Regions from separate parts of the Homo sapiens genome. Here region 2 is linked to region 1. A link is a contact called in ENCODE Hi-C or POLR2A ChIA-PET data. All regions are on one chromosome and are shown on one strand. Each heading gives the region's core, a stretch centred on a gene start or an enhancer-like site at or near the end of the contact. The rest is flanking DNA. Distances are from core to core; before and after follow the strand shown. Region 1 overlaps FAR2 (fatty acyl-CoA reductase 2). Region 2 overlaps FAR2 (fatty acyl-CoA reductase 2).

Evidence for each region. A loop is a pair of places that touch in the nucleus more often than their neighbours do. ChIA-PET counts read pairs that join two places held with the same protein, here RNA polymerase II (POLR2A). Pooled maps may share reads with other maps.
Region 2: a map of endothelial cell of umbilical vein shows a loop between it and region 1 (6-fold over the local background). The contact joins two enhancer-like sites. A Hi-C loop is called at or near these places in 1 of 168 maps with a recorded cell type or tissue (endothelial cell of umbilical vein), 2 of 37 single-sample maps with no recorded cell type and 2 of 50 pooled maps. POLR2A ChIA-PET finds 5 or more read pairs at or near these places in 2 of 52 experiments (common myeloid progenitor, CD34-positive and endothelial cell of umbilical vein).

What each region holds. Positions count from the first base shown.
Region 1 is chr12:29,207,701-29,211,853 of GRCh38, reverse strand. All of the region lies in intron 1 of FAR2 (fatty acyl-CoA reductase 2), which reads right to left. Among named protein-coding and RNA genes, the nearest start is that of FAR2, 60 kb to the right of the region's middle. Within about 2 kb of position 2,758, at least 3 of the 41 ENCODE cell types and tissues checked have a DNase peak (open chromatin) inside an H3K27ac peak, as active enhancers do.
Region 2 is chr12:29,240,442-29,244,368 of GRCh38, reverse strand. All of the region lies in intron 1 of FAR2 (fatty acyl-CoA reductase 2), which reads right to left. Among named protein-coding and RNA genes, the nearest start is that of FAR2-AS1, 75 kb to the left of the region's middle. Within about 2 kb of position 2,133, at least 19 of the 41 ENCODE cell types and tissues checked have a DNase peak (open chromatin) inside an H3K27ac peak, as active enhancers do.

The DNA of each region.
Region 1 (4,153 bases), core at 1,509-4,008:
TGCTTTGGGATGACCTCGGCTTAAGTAATTATATCTGTGACAACAGTTATTTCCAAATAAAGTCACATTCTGAGCTACTGGGATTAAGACTTCACCATATGAATTTTGGTAGAACATGATGCCACTCACATAGCACCATCTTTTTCAATCTATTTTTTCTGCAGCTATGATTTTTCTACAGCTATGAAGTTACAGGGAGTTGATTCTCTCGTAAGTCACCATTGCAGCTCAGTAACTTAAAGGGTCAGTTGCTCGCTTATGATGGCACAACTACTGCAATAGGAGCAGAAAAACCTGCATTCTGACCCTGAGCCAACCAGTTACTAGACATGCACTGAATTTTTCTGAATATAGTTTTCTAAACTTGTTGATATACTTAACTTGCTAGGATAGACTTATGTGACAACATTATGATCGGTCAAATATAATAATGTATATGCATTTCATAAATGTAAAGCACTCTTTAAAGTCTTAGAAAGAGGCTAGGAGGAGCTTATCTGTCTTTTTGACTGGGTTATGTAAGAACACCCACAAGATATTCAAGATATTCTTTTTTTCTTTTTGAGACGGAGTATTGCTCCATTGCCCAGGCCGGAGTGCAGTGGCGTGATCTCCGGTCACTACAACCTCCGCTTCCCAGGTTCAAGCAATTCTCCTGTCTCAGCCTCCCAAGTAGTTGGGATTATAGGTGTGAGCCACCGCACCTGGTCCACAAGATATTCTTAAGAAGAAGAATGCAACTCAGCAGAAGCCAGACTAAAAATCAACCCTACAGAGATCAGTTTCATGAAAACCTACATATGGCTAATATATATATATGCACACACACACACATACACACACACACTATAGGCATGAAAGTAGTAAATGACTCTCCCACTTATAAGAATGATATAGTTTTTTTTTTGTTTTTAAGACGGAGTCTCACTCTGTCACACCCAGTACAGTGGCACAATCTTGGCTCACTGCAGCCTCCGCATCCCGGGTTCAAGTGATTCTTCTGCCTCCAGAGTAGCTGGGACTACAGGCCCATGCCACCGCACCCGATTAAGTTTTCTATTTTTAGTAGAGACGGGGTTCCAGCATATTGGCCAGGCTGGTCTCAAACTTCTGACCTCATGATCTGCCCACCTTGGCCTCCCAAAGTGCTGGGATTACAGGCATGAGCCCAGCCAATACAGTTTTACAAGAGTTAAAAAAGAAATCATATTTGGAATGGCCAGCTTAGTCCTCTGCCAACTGGCATCACAATGAATATGTAACAGAAAGCCTAAGTCACTGCGGAATATTCATCTATTCTTATTGCCAGAATCTCTACTGTTTTTATATACATAAATATATTTTTACATACAATAAGGCCAAACCACTAGCAACTGAAGACATGGCTGGCCACTTATGGCATAGCTCTTCCTGACGACATGCACCTCTGGTGTGAGGTGGCACAAAGAACCTGGGCTTGGAAATCAGTCTTGAAATAGACACTTGCAAGGTCCCGACTTTGGATAGTATTTTTGAGTTTCTGTTACCTTGATTAGAGTATCTTAGAGTAAACACTGATAAACTGTCTAGCTTGTGATAATAATTGCTTTTTTTCTAAAACAGAATTAATTTAACTAATTAACTAATAAATATTTAATTAATTTATTTTGAGAGAGGTTCTCACTCTGTCACCCAGGCTGGAGTGCAGTGGCATGATCCTAGCTCTGTAGCATTGACCTCCGGGGCTCAATTGATCTTCCCACTTTCAGCCTCCAAGTAGCTGGGACTACAGGTGCACGCCACCACACCCGGTTGATTATTTTTATTTTTATAGAGACAGAGGTCTCCTTATATTGCCCAGGCTGGTCTTGAACTCCTGGGCTCAAGCAATCTTCCTGCCTCAGCTTCCCAAAGTGCTAGAATTACAGGTCTGGGTCACTGTACCCTGCCTAATAACAATTGTTATGATGCTGATGAGATGAAGTAAGAAAAGCATAAGAAACCATAAGAAATTAAATGAATTGCCAAAGTCACAAAATTAGTGTATGTAAATGAGTATTGTGAGGCAGGGCTGAAATTAAAATCAGCTCATCTGCTTTTTAGTTCACTATTCTTTCTTTTACGCATTCTTTTATTCTTTCTTTTACACACACAGACACACACACACACACACACACACACAGAGCAGACATCCTTCTTTGTAGCAGAAAAGAGTTGACATATTCTTACAAACTAGTGGCAAGGAAGCAAGCCCACAATATTCATTTCTACACAGCCAGCCTAGCAAACCCATCTTCCAGTTTTCCTCCAGCAGAACTGGAATTTCAAGGGCCAGCAGTAACTTCTTCCCAGGGTCAGAGGCAGTGAAATCACCACTCCTACTACTGACCCAACCTGACCTTTGAAAACTATTAAATGCTATCTGTCCTAAAGGAAGACACCACTTTATGAGCTGAACAGGTTCAGTTCTAGAAGACTTGGAGCCCAAGATAGTCCAACCTCAAAATCAATACATTGACGATTGACCTGATGCATCTTATCTAAGGTAAGAAAGAAGATAGTGAGAGAAGACTTTAAGCATAGGAATACACTTGTAAAATCAAAAGCATCTCTAAAGGCAATAACTGCTGAAAACACTGATGCCAGGGGACAGCATTTTGTTACTCATTAAAGTATATGATCTCTCACCTTCCTCTTTAGCTGGAAACATTATATGACCCTTGGACTCTTCCAGTGAAATTCCCCGTGGGTCTTCTTATTGCTTTTCCTGTGTAGTACTTTTTTTTTTTTTTAAGATTAGTTCAGGTCTGAATTACCTCCTGCCTGAATTTCTGCAATAGCCTCTGAGCCTGTCTTCTGACTTGCCTCGTTCTCCCTTTTGAGTAGTCTGTGTGTCTTCATCAGACTAAACCACCTAAAGCAGGTTGGTTTCCTCACATTAGCTTCTATTTTGCCACACCGAGGTTGCATTTTGCCATTGGAACATTCTCCCATGATTTTGCTCATTTTCCCCGCACTACTAAGAAATAAAATCCTACTCATTAGTCCAATTCTAGGTTTCAGATAAACACTCCAGTGCACACAATGATTTCCTTTTCAGAATGTGTCCTGCAGCTGTTGTAAACATCTCTCACTTTAGCATTCATTTACTCTCTAATTAGCTCATATTTTATAATTTTGTCTCCAGAGCTAGACTGGCCAACAGGTGGGCATTTTTTTTTTCTCTCTGGCACTCAGCTCAAGACCAGAGTTTTAATAAACACTTCCTGATACCTGAATAACGCAGAATTACACTTCTTGTGAAGCCAACCACAGTAAACCTTTGAGTAAAATCTGATGATAGAAATATAAATGATGTATAAACAATATAACAATTGTGATCATTACATAGTTGCATGCCACACCTTAAGAAAGGTTACACGGTAAAATTAAGAGGGAACATTTTCTGCCTCTTGGCCTCCTCTTTCAATGGACCAAGTAGTAGGACTGCAGTTCCCACCTCACCACAGTCTGGGCTGCAGACTGCCCTGTCTAGCCTGTGTCTGTTCAGTGATGCTGAGTGGGAGTAGAGGGTAGGAACTGAAACACTCTGTGGAGGTCACCAGCAGTGCCCATGGTCTTTAAACTTCAGTTCAGAGGAAGAAGGGCAGCAGGAGGATTTCCGTTGCTTTTAGAATGTAGTTTTTCTGCAGAGATGCTGCAATCATGCTCAAAGCTCTTGCCCAGCTAGGAAATGCTGAGCTTCTAGTCAGCTGCAAAGCAACACACTTCTTTTAATACTAATACACAAACTGACTTGAAATACTATTTTATATAAGTTTTTAAAACATATTTCATAGGGATGGGGATCTCGGTCTGTTGACTAGGCTGGGCTTGAGCTTCTGGACCCAAGTAATCCTCCTGTCCTGGCCTCCCAAAATGCTGGGACCACAGGTGTGAGCCACCATGCCTGGCCTAAATAAGTCTCACCATATGAATAAGCAAAGACTTACAGTTAATGTGCTGTGTTCAAGTTCCTGCATTAGGACAGTAGTGTGAAATTTATTTTCTTTAAAGGTCTAACAGAATTTTATCTGCAAAGAGTCTTATAAAGTGCCAGCTGTAAGCTGAAATATTTCCTTTTAGTTAGGCAGTCCTCTTCACAAATAATCTATCCCTATGTATCATCTGTCTA
Region 2 (3,927 bases), core at 884-3,383, 33 kb before region 1:
GTTGGCACCACTTCACACTGACACTAATAAGAAGCTACTTTATGTCACCATGTCACCTTTCTTTCCTGTTCACTGAACAAGGCTTTAAAATTGTATTTAATGTGTTCATTGGCACATTCTTTCCTGAATTCAGCATTTTTGGAGCATGAAGTGACCAAAATAGTCATTTTTGATTTTGTATAAGTTCTATGATGAATCATTTGATTATTTTTAACTCAATCAGATATTGGGAGCACTGGTGAAAAAAGAACATACAGGAATATCCAAATGACATAGCAGATAATAGGAAAGGTAATGTCTACTATCACCACAATAGCTATTTGATATAAGTTGGGAAATTCATTCATTCATTCATTCATTCATTCAACTGCTGATTAAATGTACACTATGTTCCAGGGATTGTGCTACATGCTGGGGATACTATGATGAACGAGACACCACCTGTTCAGTATGAGGTGCTTTGTCTCTCATCTTTTAAAGGTTCTTATTATTGAGTTTTTAACAACTGCAGATGCCTTTAAACTCATTGATATTCCAAGAAGAATACATCCTGAACTCAACATGATGTTAAAGACTTACTAGAGCCCTGGAGTTTCTTTTGGACTTTAACAGTTCCTAGAAGAGAAATGAATGGGATGGCAGTTTCAGACTTTCCTAAGGAATTCAGAGGTATTAGGCCTATAACTGCTACACCATTCCAACGCTGGCATAATTCCACAGAAAATGACCAGGATATATCAACATAACCTGAGCTTCTCCACATCTGCCCATTTCTAATCCAAGACTCCAACACTGAGATCAAGAAAAACATACCAGATAGCAGTGGTTTCAAACACTTGATGAGTTATATTATTTACTGAGCACCTGCTACATGACTGCTCTCTGATGAATGCTTCATTGAAACTGAATTTACAAATGAGAAATAAAAATGAAAATAATAAAATAGAACTTTGACCTACAACCGGTAGCAACTTGCCCAGGAAACCAACCCCTTATCTGTAATAAACAATCCAGGAAGCCAGCCTGCTATAAGTCAGACTTGCAGGAAACCAGATTGCTATCTCCAGTGACAATCCAGGAAGATAAATGATCATTTCTGTAACAACTGGCCCCAAACTGACAAGACTTAATTACTGACAGCTTCCCTAATTTTGGCCCCACTTCCAAGTTAACACCAACCACAGAAAATCAAAAATACATCCCCTAACCAATCACGCAGGGTGCCCCACCTCTAGCTGGCCTGCTTATAGCTTCCCCATGCAACAGCCTCCAATCAGGGCAGAGCTGAAGCCTTCCCGTTTTCCACTATAATGCTTTCCCACTCTCCTGCGTGCCTTTGAGTCTCTGCTAAAATGTTAAGTGATGGTGGCTGACTCCCTTGCTGTAGCAAGCTTGGAACAACTAGCCTTTCTTTTTCTCATTTGGTAGATTTTCATTTAGTTCCACATAACTATTATACCCATTTTTACAGATAAGGGGATTTATAAAGATTAGCTTTTAAATGGGCCACACAAGAAGCAGAGCAAGAGTTGGAACCTGATCTCCCTCATTCCAAAGTTATCCTATTAACTAGTATCCAAATGTAGAAAAGAAAAGAGAGGTTTTTCCTTTACTGTCCTCTGCCATACCTACTCTGTCATTTTGAGTACTTTCCTCTTTCCTTGAAAGAAAGTGACTCTAATATCGGCCTGCAGGCCTGCTGGTTTTGCAGACAAATGCAATTCAGATACACTGGTAAGAGTTTAAGGCGATACTGAGGATGATAATGGCAATCCTACTTCTGTATTTCTTTACCATAGGTTGAATATATGAACAGTTGGGAGCCCAGCAGGTGGTGAGACTTGAGTTGCTCCTGGGGAAACAGTTCTCTGTACTGTCACTGTGTCACAGGACCACAGTGCTGCTCACTTCTGCTGCTTCCCAGTGACTCAATTAGGGAATTGCACTTAGTAAGTGTGGGCGTTTATGTAACTTGAAAGCATTTCAACATAACATGCCAGCTTGAGAACACAGGATTTCAGCACAAGCTTATTCACTGAGAGGACTGGGTAAACTCCCTAGTATAATGCTGTTCAGAGGTCAAAAAGAGAAGTGGATTAACAATAATTTTTTTAAAGAAGCTTTTTGTCTTCATTACTACACCTTATTTGTCATTTTGAGTCACCCAGTTCTAAATGGAGTGAAGCCAAGGGAAAGGCCTCAAATACATAAACTTCCTTTCTAGCTCCTCAGAAGTCTTGAAGTCGTGTGTCACACTGGTGTGACTCCTTCGGTGTAAAGTGGCGTGCTGAGCATTAACACGGATGTTTGCAAACATTTGAGGCAAGGCCTATGCTCTGTGTTCAGACTTAGCACCAGGAGAAGCCCACATTGCTCCCACATTTGCCATCCTCAGCTGTCACAGAATACATGGGCTGAGGTGATTTCTCTGTAGAGACTCTAGTGAGGAAAGGGGGGATTTGTTCACAGCTTCGATGCACGCACCCAGGGGGTGCTACACCCATCAGCAATTCTCTCTGGAATCAACAATTCCCTGGAGCATCTGAGGTGCTCCTGCCTCCTCGGAAATGAAAAGCAGGAAAAACGGCAAGCAACCCAAGTCCTGCTGCTGGAATAGGCAACAGGAAACAGGAGACTTTTCGTTTTGAAGGTGTTTGCCCTGCTTTTTATTTCAAATATTGATCTGGGAAAGGAAGGGAGATTTTACATTTCATACGTCTTTTAAAAAGAACTCAGCATCAAAGGAAACATTGAGAACATTGTCAGGTTGTGATAAAGTCTGCAAAAAACACCTCAGTGTGAGAGAATAAAAAAAGAAATAAGAGAATTAGCTGGAGAGATAAGAGGAAGGAGAGGGAGAACAAACTCATTTTTTTTCCTGCAGAGAAGGGAAAAATACTGAGTAGTATATACACACTAAAACAGAAACCATGATGTACAGAATAACTAGATCAATCTAAATAAATAAAGAAGATCAATCTAAATTTACAGAAATTCCTCTTTCACTTTCTTGAGAAAGTCTTTCCAGATTTCCATCAGATACAAAATAGAAAGCCACAGCAATATTAGAAGAAGAAAAAAAAAGATGAAGTGGAGACATGTATACATACACATTTTGGCATATGTGTACATACATACAAAAGCATCCACACATTATATTTGTACACACACATACATTATATGTGTAGCATGTGCATAGCTTAATCTTTCTTTAGTACACATTCAGAGTGGCACTTTCAATACTAGCTTTTAAATACACAATGAGGCCGGGTGCGTGGCTTATGCCTGTAATCCCAGCACTTTGGGAGGCTGAGGTGGGTGGATCACTTGAGGTCAGAAGTTCGAGACCAGCCTGGTCAACATGGTGAAACCCCGTCTCTACTAAAAATACAAAAACTAGCTGGATGTGGTAGTGCATGTCTGTAATTCCAGCTACTCAGGAGGCTGAGGCAGGAGAATCACTTGAACCCAGGAAGCGGAGGCTGCAGTGAGCTGAGATCGTGTCACTGCACTCTAGCCTGGGTGATGGAATGAGACTCAGTCTCAAAAAAAATATATAAAAAAAAATATACATACACACACACACACAATGACATTCCTAGTGCTTTAGAGAAACGTACATATATTTTTAAGATGTATACCTTGTGCCTGTGATTAATTACAAAGTTCAGTTACCTTTTTCAATGACTTCATCTCTGGATATAGTTACTAAACGCTGCCTGACTACATTCCAGAGAGGAGTAAGAGAGCTTGAGTGCCTGGTGGGAGAGGGAATGCCCATGAAGCAAACTGGGCTGTGGATGATGAGACAAGGCAGTAAATTCACATTTTCAAATTAAAAAAAAAACAACCCATTTTGTGCCATGATTTCTCTGTGTCACCTCACCCCTTCTGGGAGTGCTTGCTACACAGTTATATTGGTGGTAC